2 separate regions of the Homo sapiens genome follow, and region 2 is linked to region 1. The links are chromatin contacts, found by Hi-C or POLR2A ChIA-PET in ENCODE. All regions are on one chromosome and are shown on one strand. The core of a region is the stretch at or near the end of the contact, and the rest is flanking DNA. Distances in the headings are between cores, read along the strand shown. Region 1 overlaps MAP4K3 (mitogen-activated protein kinase kinase kinase kinase 3). Region 2 has its middle 19 kb from the start of COX7A2L.

Region 1 (7,883 bases), core at 2,175-4,674:
GCGAAACTCCATCTCTACTAAAATAATACAAAAAATTAGCTGGGCGTGGTGACGGGTGCCTGTAATCCCAGCTACTCGGGAGGCTGAGGCAGGAGAAGTGCTTGAACCCGGAAGGCAGAGGTTGCAGTGAGCTGAGATCATGCCATCGCACTCCAACCTGGGCAACAAGAGAAAGAGCAAAACTCTGCCTCAAAAAAAAAATCTTTGGATACATAGAAAAAATGGATATCTTTTTAAATAGTCATTTTGCCTGTTTCCCTTTCATTTTTGTCAATTTTTATTAAAAGGAGTCCATGGGCCGGGTGCAGTGGCTCACACCTGTAATCCCAGCACCTTGGGAGGCTGAGGCGGGTGGATCACGAGGTCAAGAGTTCGAGACCAGCCTGGCCAACATGGTGAAATCCCGTCTCTACTAAGAATACAAAAATTAGCCCAGCATGGTGGCACATGCCTATAATCCCAGCTACTCGGGAGGCTGAGGCAGAATTGCTTGAACCCAGGAGGCGGAGGTTGCAGCGACCCGAAATAGCGCCACTGCACTCCAGCCTGGGCGACAGAGCGAGACTCCGTCTCAAAAAAAAAAAAAAAAAAAAAAAAAGGAGTCCATATGCTCAGGGTTAAAAATGAACAAGACTAAGCCAAAGGAAGTCAGAAACTACTAGTACAATGAGAATTTTAATGAAAACTGAAAATATGGCTCACATTATAATTACTACGCAATCCTGGAGAAGTTTTCCACAATTATGTTTCACTGCAATATTAGTAGGAAAAGCCAGGGATAACATTAATTAATTAAAATAAAGCAACATATTGATGAGATAAAGATCATCTAAATAAATGTAAAGGTATATCATATTCATAGATCAGAAGACTCAATGTTTTTAAGATCTCAATTCTCCACTAACTGAGTGACAGATCCCACACAATCCCAGCAGGCTGTGTATATAAAATATCACAAAATTATATACAAAGATATAAAAAATGAATGCATACAAAAACTGGTGAAATCTGACTAAAGCTTAGTTAACTGTATTGTGCCAACTAATTTCCTCGTTTTGATAATGCACTATAGGTATGTAAAGATATCACCACTGGGGGAAGGTGGGTGTTGGGTACATGAGACCTCTTTTCCTCTTTTTGCAATGAATTTAGAATTATGTATCTCAAAATTTAAAGTTAAGACAAAATTCCAGTAGGCTTTTATATTTAACTTGAAAAGCTGATTCAAAAATTTGTATGGAAAAGCAAAGGACCTAGAATAGATAAAACCATTTTGAAAAGGTAGAACAGAATTGGAGGACCCACTCTGCCTAATTTCAAGACTTTTGATAAAGCTACAGTAAACAAGACACTGAGGTATTGGTGAAAGTATAGACATACAGCTCAAAAGAACAAGAGTCCAGATATACTCACATGTGTACTGTCAACTGATTTTCATCAAAAGTGCTGAGGCAATTCACTCATGATTCATTTATACAAAGTTCTAAAAGAGCTTTCATGGTGACCGAAAGGAGAACAATAATTGTGGGTGGGTGGTATTTATGACTGGCTGGGAAGGGGCATGTATTAATCTGTTCTCATGCTGCTAATAAAGACATACACAAGACTGGGTAATTTATAAAGGAAAGAGGTTTAATTGACTCACAGTTCCACATGGCTGGGGAGGCCTTACTATCATGGTGTATGTAGGTTAGCATACAGGCGATGAAGAGGAGATTCTTTGAGCAAGGTAAGGTAGATGATCCTTTATACAGAAAGAATTTTTACAATCTCAAATTTCTAAGAGCTTAAACAAACAAAATAAGTGTCTTATTTCAACATATGTAAATTTATGGTCAAATCTAAAATTATTCTATAGAGTTTAAGGGCTAAGGTAGGCAGTACATTATTACATTAGGAAACCAAACCTATAATCAGGTCAAGGCAGTTAGAACTCAGAAATGTGGCATCTTCCAGAACAAAAAAAGACTAAAAAAAACCTAAAGCAGAAAAGAAATATGATTTTTGTACATATAAAGGTGGTATGAAAAAATAAATAAAAATTAAAAAAGAAACATGATTTCATCTCTTGAATCGAAGGTTTTTTTTGTATTGGTGAACAAAGTCCTCTTCCTAAAAGCCCAATTTAATCGTATTTTAAAAAAAACAAAATAAAAGTCATATGTGATAGCCTACTGCTGTATTCACTAGTCAGTCACTAGGGGTATTTAGTTCAAAATGACGGAGTATCTTCATATGCATATAACAATTATGAACATTGCTTAATATGCCAAAGATACATTAACCCTACTGATTAGATTTAAGACCTAATAATAACCCATTACATTTAACTCATTCTGTACCCACTATTGCCAGAACTCTAAGTCAAGCCCAATGCCACCTCCTCTGCAAGGCCTGCTGTGATTTCTCCCAGTCAGAAATAATGATCTCCTTCCTCTAAACTCATGTAGCCATGGTTTGTTCCTCTCGTGTTGGTTCATTTATTCATTCCATAAATATTTATTAAGAACCTAATATGGGTCAGCTACTCTTCTAGGCTCTGGGGATACAGCAATGAACAAAGCAAAATCACCAGTTTCCTGGATTTATACTCTAGTGGGAAGAGACAGGCTATAAACAAATAAACATGTGGTGATACATGCCATAATTAAAAATTAAGTAAAGAGTCCAACTGAATTTTTTGTGAAGCTAACAAAACTTAAAGTTCAGGCCCCTTCACTTGCATGGTCCTCTATGAGTGCTGAGAGTTGCTGGGACATGTAGAGTATTCCAGGTGGAGACAGGGAGCCAGGGAGTCATCAGAAAGCATTTTTTTGTGAGCATTTGTGATTAAATGCCTAAGGAAGTCTCAGAAGAAAGGGACCTAAGGTTACAGTATTTTGTTGGGATATCTTTTCTCATTCTAAAGATTCACTTTCATACCTTTTTTAATTCTAGTTTTGTTTTCTTAATGAGGGTCCCCAAAACTGCATCAACTTCAGGTCCCGTAAAACCTGGATCCATCCCTGAACTGTATCCCTGAAAGTGGTGGGAGAAGTGCTGTTTTTTGTAGGGTGGAAAGGAGCAGGCTCATTAAAAGATGACATTTGAGCTGAGACTTTAAACGAAGAAGCAAGCCAAACAGATATTGGTGGGGAGGGGTGGATTTTAGGCAGAGACAGCAAGCTAAAAACCCTGAGGCAAAGCATGAGGAATGCAGTTGGTTAGAAGGACAGTAGGAGGAGAAATACATAATAATAAATACTTCTAGACACTAACAGCAATTAACAATGACCACACTTTTTTGTGTCAGGTACTGTCCCAAGCACTTTTCTAAGCATCTCCATTTTACAGCTGAGGAAACTGAGACACACAGAGAGGGATTAAGTAATTGGCCTAAGGACAAAGCTAGTGGGTGGTGAAACTAGGCAGCCTGGCTCCAGAACCCTGTTCTCAAATCACTATGCTGTGCTACAGAGGTCGGTTGTGCAATTATGGAGTATCTAGAGAGTCTCTCAGCCAGCAAGAGATTTAATATGATATAAATGAGGAAACCAAAAGGTTCTGATCTCAAACTATGACAGCTAATAGCAGGTACACATTTTATGTTCCTGTAAATACCAAGTACCAAGCCTTGTCATTTCTGCTACTCTACTCACAGTTCATAACACATTTCCTCTCATATTACAGCTGTTCAATGTATGATGGCTGTTCAATGTACTCTCATGAGAGAACTTACTATTCATTCTTAATACAAAATGATGCATTAGATACGTTTCACCAATAAATACATATACAGATCAAAGGCTGGAGGTAAGTACTTCCTTTAGGTAATCAGATCTGCATCAAAGTCAGAAAACCTGTTTGTTTTTCAAACACTCTAGAAAAATTACCTCGCTACCTGTTTCATTGTCACTTTTCATCTCAAATAGCAACTGATGATGGGAAATTCTACCTTATTCAACTTCAAATGATCTTTCTGAAGTTTAGGGCCATTTCTTCTGGTCTCTCTAGAGTCTATTAGAGTCTATCCTAAATGGAAGTAAATAGAAGTGAGCATAACTCCAAATAACAATGTTTGAGCTTCCTTCAAATGTTCTTTTCTAAATGCTTAAGGTCTTCATATTCCTTATCCGTTAGGTTTAAGAATTGAGTTTTCCAGAAAGGTTCTCACAAATGCTGATTATAATGGAAGAATTAGTCTATGATGATATTAAATAGAACACCTTGAAAGATGCATAATTACAAATAAACTAACACGTAATTATCTAAATGCATATAAATTGGTTTCCTTATTTTACTGCCCAATCCTCACCTTTTTTCCTGCCAGCTTTCACAGACACTTTAAATCTATTTACACAGACTACGATGTGAATCCTACCTGGAAGCTTAACAACACGGCAGCCCGTGCTTCAGAGGGAATGGCTTCCAAACACACAAAGGTGAAAAAAAATCAATATCAACGTTTCCAAAGCATGTTCTACAAAACACTAGTACTAAGGACAAGCAATATGTATTACAGAGAAAAAGAATCTAATAGTCAAGTAAGTTTGGAGTTTGCTAGGTTAAGCAAAGTTTACCAGGTTTCTTTACCATAGGACTTCTCAGTCTTTAACCTACTCATGGTATGGCTTTTCCTGAAGCACCCCAACCACACTTTGGAAAATGCCTGTGTACAGAATTTAGCTAATGCCTAAGAAGCCCAGTCCAGAAGTCACTAAAGATGACTCTAAGGCTTACAGCCTGGAGTCTTTGTGTATCCAGTCTTGGATACACAGGCTAGGAATCATTCACAGGGACCAGACTAAAACCATAAGACTAGGTAAGATACTTCCTCAGAAACCATATTGAGACTATTCTTTCAAAACTTCTTTTGCCTTATCCCATCTCCAGCTTTACTATCTCCTGCTTCTTTCTAGCAAAAAATCTAGAAAAACATAAGGACATCAAGACTTAAAGGGTAGGAATAATAAAAATTAAACTGGAAAACTGCCTGACAAAAGATGGCACAATGCATGTGAAAATCATATTATGATCTATTATAACTACCTAATTTCTCCAAGAAAACTTTTTTGAATGGCAAACCTATGGATCATTTTTTCATTTTTTTGGATCATGAAGCTCTTTAAGAATGCAATGAATGCTATAACCCATCTCCACAGAAAAACACAAATACATACAACATTAAGCCTATTAATTTCAGAGCACTCCATGGGCCTCCTGAGGCCCAACTAAAGAGCTTCAGTTGCCAGCTCCTAGGTCCCTAGGTAACCCAAGCTGCAGGCACTTCATGACAGATAAAGCCTGCAGAGTTACACGACACTTACAAGATACGACTTTAGACAGTGCAGATAAAATGTATATATGCATTGGCCTGAAAAAAATAAAGATAACTTACTTACTAAGTAAAATTTGAGTCATTTAGTCAATACCAAAAGAAGAAGGGCATATGATGGTAATAATATCTCCACAACAAAACAGCTCTGAGAGGTTGATTTCACAAGGTCACATAGCTAATAAATCCCAGATTGTCCACATCCTTGTTCAGTGCTTTGGAACTAAACCACGCCACCTTAAGTACAATAAATATGTTATTACATTGAGTAGGAAAACATTTTCAAAATAAAAATCTCCACCAACCTTCCAAGAATGACTATAATCGGATCTCTTATTTATTTAATCCAATCATTCCATTTTTAGCACGTAAATGCTGACAAATTAAGGAACAAATTATATATATTGGCTTTTGAAAACAAAATGTACTTCTCTCTAGCACAATTAATTTGTATAAATAAGAAAAAACTAAAACAGCAAAACAAATAACAAAAAAATGTAACTTTATAGAATAAACTTGATTATAGACAAAAACATAAACAAGAGTTTGGCAGGCAGGGGTACATGATGTCAAGAACCACATGAAGTTTCTCTGCTTTGGTCACTGGTATTGGAAGAGTCTGGCAGGCAGGGACCAAGCATCTATTATCTGATATCCACTTGGCAGACTACATAAACAGTGAGACCTTGTGGCACAGCAGGAATTAGGTATTCCAACTACTACTTAAAGATCTACACTGACTCAGAGTGTGGCTACAACTCAAATGCTAAACTAAATGTGTGCCTCAGTTTCTCCACTGGAAATGTAATACATTATCTGCCCATCTCCTATCTTTAGAGAGGCAGCACTGCCAATTGGTTAAGAATACAGTCCCTAATTGGTTCAAATTTTGGCTTTGCCACCTACCAACTTTGGCAAGTTAATCTCCTTGTGCCTCAGTTTATTCAACTGCAAAATGGAGTTAACAATAGCACCTATCTCACAGGGTTGCTGTTAGGATTAATTAGAAAAATCTTATAGTGCCTGGCAAGTAACAAGCATTCCATAAACATCAGCTAGTATTATCATTATTTTAAACGAATGACAAGATTAACCAACTTAGTATACCTCTATTACACTTAGGAAATTACAGGCCCTAATTTTTTTTTGCTTTTTAATCATGTGGCTTAACTACTAACTGTTCTTTTTAATATAGCAAGTACACAGCCAATTAGTCCTGTAAAAAAATTCACTGTATACCCTGCCACCTAAAACGTATACATTCATCGAGTTTTAGTTAACTTTTCATCGCAATATAAGCGAACTCCCCCAACCAGTCATAAGTGACTTGCATCCATCCACTTCTACTTTCACAGTCATCACCATATTCCTTAACACCATTATTCTTACCTAGACTATCACAGTGGCCTCCCAACTGCTCCATTCCACTCTTCATGCTGTAGTAGGGAGCTCTTTTAAAAACCTAAATCTAATGTCACTCCTCTGCTTAAAAGCCTGCAATAGTTCCCCATTGTCCTAAACAAGTCCGATCTCCTAATGAGAACTAAGAGGCCTGCAAGATCTAGGGCCACCCTCCCGCTCTGGCTGCTCAGGCTATACAGGCCTTCTTTCACATCGGGCCTCAGAGCCTTCACATATCATGCTCCCCTATCTGGCGTAATCCCCTCTCCCCAGTACCCTAAGCAACGCCTAATCATCTCTGAGATCTCAGCTGAAAGGCGATGAGCGTCTGATACCCTAAACAGGATCAGGTCCTCCTATTACATGCTCTCATAACCCTGATCCTAATACTCTTTTCTGCATCACAAAATTAAACGGCAATAATTATTTAAATGGCTATTTAATACTGTCCTTGTCCAAAAAAATAGAAACACTTAGGAAGATTTGGAACCAAGTCTATCGTTTACTGCTACAACCCAAAGTGCTTACTTGCCAAGTATCTCATACATTGTAGGTGGGCTCAATATATCTATATTGCATAGTAGGAAAAGTGATGAGATCCACGATGGTGAAAAGTAGATCATCCAGAAAATCAGACTAAAGCAGAACACTGGCTGCACTGTATTAAATATGTAAGTTACCACAGGCATTACACTGAAGAGTAAAAACCTGCTTAAACATGGGCAAAATAAAGTTAAGACTGAACTTTCCAATGCAAAATTAAGTTTCTTTGTGCATCCTCAGGTGTTATGTGAAACTGGAGGAGTTCAACTTCAGTTACCAGTAAGAAGATACACAACTAAATCAAGACTGCTGCCACATTTGGCAACAACCTCCTCTCTTCTTGGCAGTAACTGTGAGGCCAAGAGTTGAGTTGGCCAGGGAAGAGTGATTTATCTTCCCACATTTAGAAGTGGTCCCTCTACAACAGGAATGCTGTACCGCTACTGGACTTTGAATTCTAACCTTGTCAAACCAGTACCTTCCCTAAGTATTCAAGTCACTTTTTAAAAAACAAGTTTAAATGGCATCGCAGTCCAATTCGACTTAGAGAAAACAAAGTTGCTCTTTCCAAAAAAAAAAAAAAGTCATTACTCTGGAAAATTAAAAGAAACTGACAGGGGGATGA
Region 2 (7,883 bases), core at 2,852-5,351, 2.9 Mb after region 1:
GAACCAAGAATCCCCCCGATAGGACTCAGCCCCCACCAAGACCGTAGAGCCTTAGTGTGATTCAACTCCATCCCCACCTGGCGGTCAGCCTGTCGAGGGGCCAGTGAGGAATCTGACAGCAGGACTCTAACCACTGGCTACGGTGGAAAAGGCCTCAGGAAACAGTTTTCACTCACAGGGAGAATTACTGCTTCCCATGAAAGCATTTTCCAGTGAGTGGAGGTGGGTTTAGGTGTTATCTGTGCGGCAGAGGTACCATCTCCCATGTCTAGAAAGGAAAAAGAGAAGATGAAGGCCTTGCCCACATCCAATCCAAAGGGGAGAGACATCCTGGCGAGCTCAGCACATAAGAGAACGAGAGATTAGCTGTCCCTGCATCAGAGCGCCAGGAAGGCTGTCCCCTCTGATCACTGGCTGGAGCCTGCATCACAGTCACCCGTGTTTGCACTGGAAGCCATGGGCAACGCAACAGATTGTGAGGAAACCCTGCAGATGGCTCCGTTAATAAAGCTGCCGTTCACCATGCCAAAGCTGAAGTGGTTTCTATGGGAAACTCTCACAATAAAATAGAAGGAAGTTTTTTTAATCAAATTTTAGTAGTTAATTACTTTTTTTATTAACCATTATCAAGTTTAAACACAAGGATTTGCCAGGGAGGGCACTCAGGAAACCACAGACGCGGCCGTTGGCACCACCAGGAGCTGAGGGGTTTCTCGGGCACAGGATCCCCCCAGCGGCTCTTGCTCCTCCATGTCCTGATTCAACGCTAGGCTCCGTTCCACACCACTCACTCGAAGCATGAGAGACACACACTAGTGGTGAACCAAGAGGACTGCGGGGCAGCCTCCAAGGCCACAGGCGTTACTCCTGCCTCTACAGAGCTGGCGCGGTGGCTTGAGCTCCAGGCATGTGAGCGACACTGGCCGACAACCTCCTTGAAACCCCCTCCTCTCCTGCCACCATTCCTCCTGGTTTCTTTCTTCCCTTCTGCCCTTCCTCCCTCCCTTTATCCCTCCCTCCTGCCTTGCTTTCCTCCTTTCTTATTTTTAACACTTTTTAAATTTATTACTTCCAATAAAGTGCAGAATCTCAGCGCATTGTGCACACATATACACCCACACAGCCACCCCTGGAGGAAGACCTGGGATGCTGCCAGCACTCAGAAGTCGGCCTGTGACCCGCTCCTGTCAGGGACTCCCACAGGGCAGCCTCGACTCTGCCCTCCTGTCGCCACTGAAGACTTTGGTTTGGTTTTAGCTTTTACATGAATGGAACCCCAAGTGTGCTCTCTGTCGTGTCCACCTTCCTCTGTTCACACAACCCGTGAACCTCGCTGCTCTCTTCCTCTCCACCCACCTTGTTCAGTCTTGGTTATCCCCCATTCTATTTCCTCACTCCCACACGACCCTCTGAACAATGTCGCAGACACCCCTGGTTTCTGCAGCCACCTGTATATTCGGTCTCGAGTTTTAACTCCAGTCCAGATCCCTCGCCTTCTCCTCAGACCGAATGCTTATGGGATTCCTCACCTAGAAGACCCATAGGCAACCCACATTCTCCAAAGAAACACGCCCTGCCTTGTTTACCCCCAGGTTCTGTACTCCACTCCCCACTCACCCAGAAGCCAAGCTGCACCATCCTGGGGGTACCCCAGAGACAACCTCCCCTCTCCAGGGACGGGCAGTTGTCACACTGAGTTCACTCTGCCTTCCTCGCGCCCCTGGGATCCATTCTTTTCTCTCGTGCCCTCGGCTGTCACTCCCAGGCCCCCATCAGCTCTCATAACAACTCTTAATTATCAATTGTTGTAAGTCTTTTTCCTCTCCATTCTGTCCTCCACACTGCCACTGTGGGTTCAAAAGAAGCAAACCAAAACAAAAACATCCTTGCTGGATCAGGTGGTTAGTCCCGACACACACCCTGCTCACCAGCCAGAGTCCAGCTCTCGGGCCTGGCCCCAGGAATGTGCTCCGTAACGCCTGAGCCTCTTCCTCTCATCCTGGATCCTGCCTTTCCTCTCTTCTCCCCGACCCCCCAGGCGCACCCGAGATGCCCTCACACCTCAGTGCATGCCTTCCCCATGTCCTCTAGTGGAAATCACCTACTCACGTGAGGTGCAAGTTCAACAGCGCCCCAGTGGGAGCTTCCCTGCCATTCCTCCTCTCACCTTCCCGGGGCCTGGCCCTGCACTGGGCCGCTCCACTGCACTCTGACTGTGCTCATCATTCTGCAAGCACGGGAGGCCAGGAGCAGTGTCGCCTTTCTCCATGTCTCCACTGCGCAGCACACTGCAGAAGGAATGATTTGTGCTTCAAGAGCTACTGATGGCAAAGGTGGGGCAAATGGTCGGCACCTCTAACCTCTGTTCAGACCTGGAGCCAAAGAAAGCGAGCTCACCTCTGGCATCCTGGGTTTGAAGGGCCTCAAGTGCCCCAGCCTGCAGAATCCCCACGCTGGCTTAGAGATTCTGTCTTGGTTATAACGTGTCACATCCATAATCAATGGAGAAAACAAACAGAAAAAATATGCTGGATGACAACTTATGGGTGAGTCCCACAGGGGGACACAGTGGTTTATTTCAGTCCTCCCTCAACCCCTCCTGCTGTGGCCACTAGACAGGAGCGTGGAATGCTGGCCCTCAGGAGACTGAGGCTGCAGACAGGCCCTGATGAGAACTCACATCTACCCCTTGGCAGGAGCAAGGCCACCCACACCTAAGGCATAAAGGCTCAGAATAAGCCAGGTCATGGCGTCGCAGGGGGCAGCACACTTCCCTCCCGACCTGCCCAAGTCCCACCTGGGCAGACCATGCCTCACTTGGTACCCCAAGGCCTGCCCAAGCTTGCCTGGGCTGGGCGGCCTACCTTAAACACTCCTTAACTTCCTTTCCCACAGCCATGGGATTGCTTTTTGCAAGTCATGTGGTTCAATCTAGCCAGCAGTGCTCCCCCAGCCCTCCTGCTGCCGTGGGCGCCCACATCCTTCAGCTCAAAGAACAGGTCCTGACTCAGAGTGATGGGTGGGGGGACACAAAGTTATAAAACCAACTTTCCAAATGACAATTTGCTCAAGAGTACTTAGTTCCAGAGGAGGCAAGGGAACAGCTACCAAGTATAAACAAAGGCTGCTCTGTGTAACTCAACTTTAATTAGAATGACAACTAATTGAAAGTAATTTAATGCTAGTTCATGAAAGATTAATGGAATTCATGTTTTGGAGATGCTGAATGCAACACAGATTTGGCCTGAAACACAAATCTAACCTTTATTCACTTTAATTATTCAGTCAGAATCATTTCCTGGGAGCAAGTCTAGTCTCTGGACGGCTCTAATCAAACACCACTGAACTTTGAAGACATCAACTCATTCAGCTGCAACTCAATTTTCAAATTAATCTGCCACATAACATGGAGGCTTTGTGGCCTAAGCAGGGGGCAGGTGGGAGGGGAAGATGGGGTTAAAGCCCTCCCAGGTATGAACTGATTCTAGAGCATCTGACCTTCCCCACCCTCTCTAGTGGCGAGGCACTTCCGGAACTGGTGCCAGGTCTTCCTATGAGAGGCTGAGCTGAGCAACCACGCTGCCTCCATGCTTGAGCTCAGGGCTCCACACTCACAACTGAAGCCTAAGCCTGGTACAGCTGGAACCCTGAAGGGGGCCCTGGACCAGCAGAGCCTGCCTCTTCCACCCTAGCCTAGCTGCCCTTCCCTGCTCTCTCCCTCTCCCTAGGAGAGCTGAGACGAGGGACTTGAGCTCTCTGCTTGGCAAGATGCCCTCAGAAACCACCCCAATTTCTGCACCCACTTATTCCTTGGCCCTTCAGGCAGGCACCAGGTACGGCCCACACAGACTCAGCCTCTCCTTCCCTGCCTTGGAAAACCCAGGTCCCTAACTCCATCTGCTTTACTTTACAGCCCTTCCAAGGCTTCTTCCTAAAACCTTCTCTGCCAAAGGGGAGGCAACGCCACCATTTCTCACAGCCTGGGGCAGCTTGGAATGTGATATTTGGAGTCAGCAAAGATTCCAATCTGGCTAATACACATTAGGCAGTGTAGAGACCTGTGCTTTGGCCCTGAGGCACAGCCATGTGACCATGACTAATCTATGTCATAGACGAGGTCAGAACAAGAGAAGGCAGGATGTCCCAGGAGGGCTGTGTCAGAACTCAAGGAAAAAAATATGACCTAAAGAATGCTCTTCCTGGCCATTCAGCGCCCCCCGTTTCGGGTTTTGCAGCAGACTTCCCCTGGGAAGTCAGCTCCAGCAGTCTTGGGACCCTGGGCAAGCAGCATCTGGGCCCCCCACCTGCCCATCCCAACACATCCTGCAGCAGTGCCGCACCCGGGCACCGTGGAGCCACAGAGGTCAGGAGGCCTGATTCCAGCTTATGCAAGTGACAGTGGCTGATGGCAGAGGAGACTGCAAGTGATCGTCCCACTCCCCTCCTACCTCAGGAGGTGCTGAGCCACCCTCACTGCTCTCGTTCACGTCATGAGAGCAAGAGTCAGCTGCTGCCGCCCTCCAGGCTACCAGGCCTGACCTGCTACCACCAAGGCATGACATGGGTTCCCAGAACAGCAGCCACAGCCAGATTTCCCTCCACCACACCCACCCGGGCAGCCTCCTCTAAAGTCACCAAACCCCGCCAGTCACAGAGAGCTCCCAGATCAGAACAGGTGAAGGATAACTGCAGAATTCCTCAATAACAAGGCCGTTTGCTAGCCATGTGGTCTATCAACCCTAAGAGGTGGAGAGACACCCTGAAAATGACCCTAAGCATGGTTCATCTCTGAGGCTCCAGCACCTAATAGTGTGTGCTTCTGCGCACTAATTAAATGTCTAGAATAACAGAGAATTAATGCAACTCCTTGAAGACTGTGGGTTAGGGAGTCCCTGAGGAGCCAAAGATACCGGCCAATGATCCCGACAAGAGGAGCTCTAGGGACAGGGCCCCATTTCTCAGCCAACCCGACATGGGCAGTCTGTGGTACTAAATAGTGACCCAGCCTAGGAGGTGTGGAGGCAAAACGTCAAATATATGTATTAAATCACTGGGACCAGGCAGTATCAGAATTTCTCAGCAACCAATTTTTATAGCCCCAGGTATAACCTCTAGCTATTGAAGATGAATGGGACAGAAAGTGAGAGGTTTACCAAGCTTTTGACCATGAGGAAAATCAGAAGGAAGACGTGGGGATGAACAGACCTCAATGTCAGACAAGCCAGGGGAGCCTGCCCAAAGCCACACACATGAAGAGAAGAAAAAAGCAGATAAATAAACGAAAGCTGGCCAGTGTTATCAAAGCCACACCAACCTTCACCTTACCCAACAGCTTCACAGCAAAGTCACACTGGATGAAGGGGCCGAGAAGGAGAGCGAAAGCTAGTCAGACCCTGAAAGGGAATCTGGCTGACAGAAAGAGCAAAGCCAGGGATAAGTGGGCACTGCTTTACAAGGACAAGTGTAAAGTAGCCATTTTCAACCTTTCTTACCCTTGTGTACCCTAAAAAAAAATTTACATCTATGCATATCTAAGCTTAATACGTAAAATTCTTCATTTTAAATTTAAATAGTTGCAAAAAGTATAGTTTCTATTGTTATAAATATTAGCTAAATTATTAAATCAGTTCTAAATGTATCCAACGGAATGTAACCTCCACTGCAGTTGGACACCCACCTTCATCTGGTTAAAAATACACATCTATACAACAGTCAGAAACCTCTGCTTACACGTGTTTTTCCATTCCACTCCCATACCTACAACTCTGTCCCAAAACATTTACCCTACTACAACTTTAGGAATGAAAGTCTCCTTTTGCTCATACATAATTCTCTGTAACACTCTAAAATTGAAATTTGTTTAAATTTCCTGTGACCATAAACTCTAAGTGTTAGAAATACTTTTGTTCTAGATTGAATTATTACAATTACTATTAGTACATATTTGACCAAAACAAAGTATGAGAAAATCTGTCTTAGAATGCGTCGCAGGCCCGGCGCGGTGGCTCACGCCTGTAGTCCCAGCAGTTTGGGAGGCTGAGGTGGGCAGATCCCGAGGTCAGGAGATGGAGACCATCCTGGCTAAGGCAATGAAACCCCATCTCTACTAAAAATACGAAAAATTAGCCCACGTTGTGGCAAGCGCCTGTAGTCCTAGCTACTCAGGAGCCTGAGGCAGGAGAATGGCGTGAACCCAGGAGGCGGAGCTTGCAGTGAGCTGAGATTGCGCCACTGTACTCCAGCCTGGGTGACAAAGCAAGACTCCGCCTCAAAAAAAAAAAAAGGCATCGCAATTAGAGGGAGGGAGCTGGTTCCGGTTTCCATGGATAAATCTTGCTTACTGTTAAAATAAGGTAATTTCAGCATCAATTCCATTCCCATTTTTATTTTTACAGATATAAGCACTGAAAAACCTTGTTTTCATAAACAGAAGGGAATGAAGTTTCGTGATAGCAAAATCACAATTCTTTGAACTCCTGAGTTATAAGTCATGTGTGATCTATTATCAAAATTATTTTTAGGCCAGGTATGGTGGCTCACACCTGTAATCCCAGCACTTTGGGAGGCTGAGGCGGGCAGATCACCTGAGGTCAGGAGTTCGAGACCAGCCTGACCAACATGGAGAAACCCTGTCTCTACTAAAAATACAAAAATTAGCCAGGTCTGGTGGCACACACCTGTAATCCCAGCTACTCAGGAGGCTGAGGCAGGATAATCACTTGAACCCGGGAGGCGGAGGTTGCAGTGAGCCGAGAATGTACCATTGCACTCCAGCCTGGGTGACAAAAGCAAAGCTCTGTCTCAAAACAAAAACAAAAACAAAATTATTTTTAATGATCAAGTGACAACTTAGCTGGCTCCTCCTTCAATTTTGTTAAAAACCTCTAAATTGCAAAAAAAAAAACTGTCAGTCATTAGAGACACACACTTCCTCAATGTTACCAATATTTGCACATATTCCTACATTGCCCCAGGGATGGTTTTCACTCTCCAGGGCAACACCCCTTGGTGGGACAAGAATGGCTGAGGGTCTGCCTTCCTTTCAGAGTGAAAGACCATCATACAGGACCCCCTTAAGCCAGGTGTGCTCTGCAGCAGCTTAATTTTAGGAGGTATAATGGAGGATGACTTAAAATAATTCCCTTAAACTATCCTTGTGTGGGTACCCCATGAAGTCTTCATACCCCCGGGGTCATGTGAACCCAGAGCACTGTTGTGAAGAGTAGGACCGCACTTACTCAGCACCGTGGCCTAACTGCATGGCCTGGAGGAGGTGAGTAGAGGGAAGGACCCTGTATTAACAGCATCTCATCCAGACAGCACTGAGAAGAGACGAGCCGGTGAGAGGGAGGAGGGTCTTCCTCTGAGTAAACAAACCAACCTGGCAAGGGTTCAGAGTAACGTGCTTAGAAGGCATAATCCTAACTCTGAGAATAAAGCGAAAGATTCTGCACCGTCAATTAACATCCAAGAATAGGGCAGCCTGCACTCCTTCCCTGCATCTGCCCCCACAGCCTGGCACCAAACAGCTGACTGGCCCAGTGGAGGACACCTCACCCAAATGGGACAATAACATTCTCTCTCTCCTGGAATTAAGGGCATGTTGCCAGCAGCTGGACAACAATTTCCTTCCAAATCCAATGAGAAACAGAGAAAGCTGGTCTGCAGAGACAGAATTAAACAGCTGCATAATCAAGAGAGTGACAGAAAGGACAGGTACCTTGGACTCGAAGGCAGTCCTTGTGAGGCCCAGCTTCGCTCAGGTTCTGAAAAATCTCCCTTTGTGTATCAGCTGGATTTAATGAATTTCTGGAGCTTGCAATCAGAAGAGGTTTGGCTCAGGAGTCACTAGAGACTATTCCTGAGGAAGTCAGCCCAATAGA

Evidence for each region. Hi-C counts contacts between places; a loop is a spot of excess contacts on that map. ChIA-PET counts read pairs that join two places held with the same protein, here RNA polymerase II (POLR2A).
Region 2: a map of posterior vena cava shows a loop between it and region 1 (24-fold over the local background). The contact joins two enhancer-like sites. A Hi-C loop is called at or near these places in 1 of 168 maps with a recorded cell type or tissue (posterior vena cava). POLR2A ChIA-PET finds 5 or more read pairs at or near these places in 1 of 52 experiments (endothelial cell of umbilical vein).

What each region holds. Positions count from the first base shown.
Region 1 is chr2:39,428,492-39,436,374 of GRCh38, forward strand. All of the region lies in intron 1 of MAP4K3 (mitogen-activated protein kinase kinase kinase kinase 3), which reads right to left. Among named protein-coding and RNA genes, the nearest start is that of MAP4K3, 4.9 kb to the right of the region's middle. Within about 2 kb of position 3,425, at least 3 of the 41 ENCODE cell types and tissues checked have a DNase peak (open chromatin) inside an H3K27ac peak, as active enhancers do.
Region 2 is chr2:42,338,581-42,346,463 of GRCh38, forward strand. It overlaps a transcript of COX7A2L not described here. Among named protein-coding and RNA genes, the nearest start is that of COX7A2L, 19 kb to the right of the region's middle. RefSeq lists enhancers at 1,438-2,346, 2,347-3,254 and a silencer at 1,909-2,203. Within about 2 kb of position 4,102, at least 14 of the 41 ENCODE cell types and tissues checked have a DNase peak (open chromatin) inside an H3K27ac peak, as active enhancers do.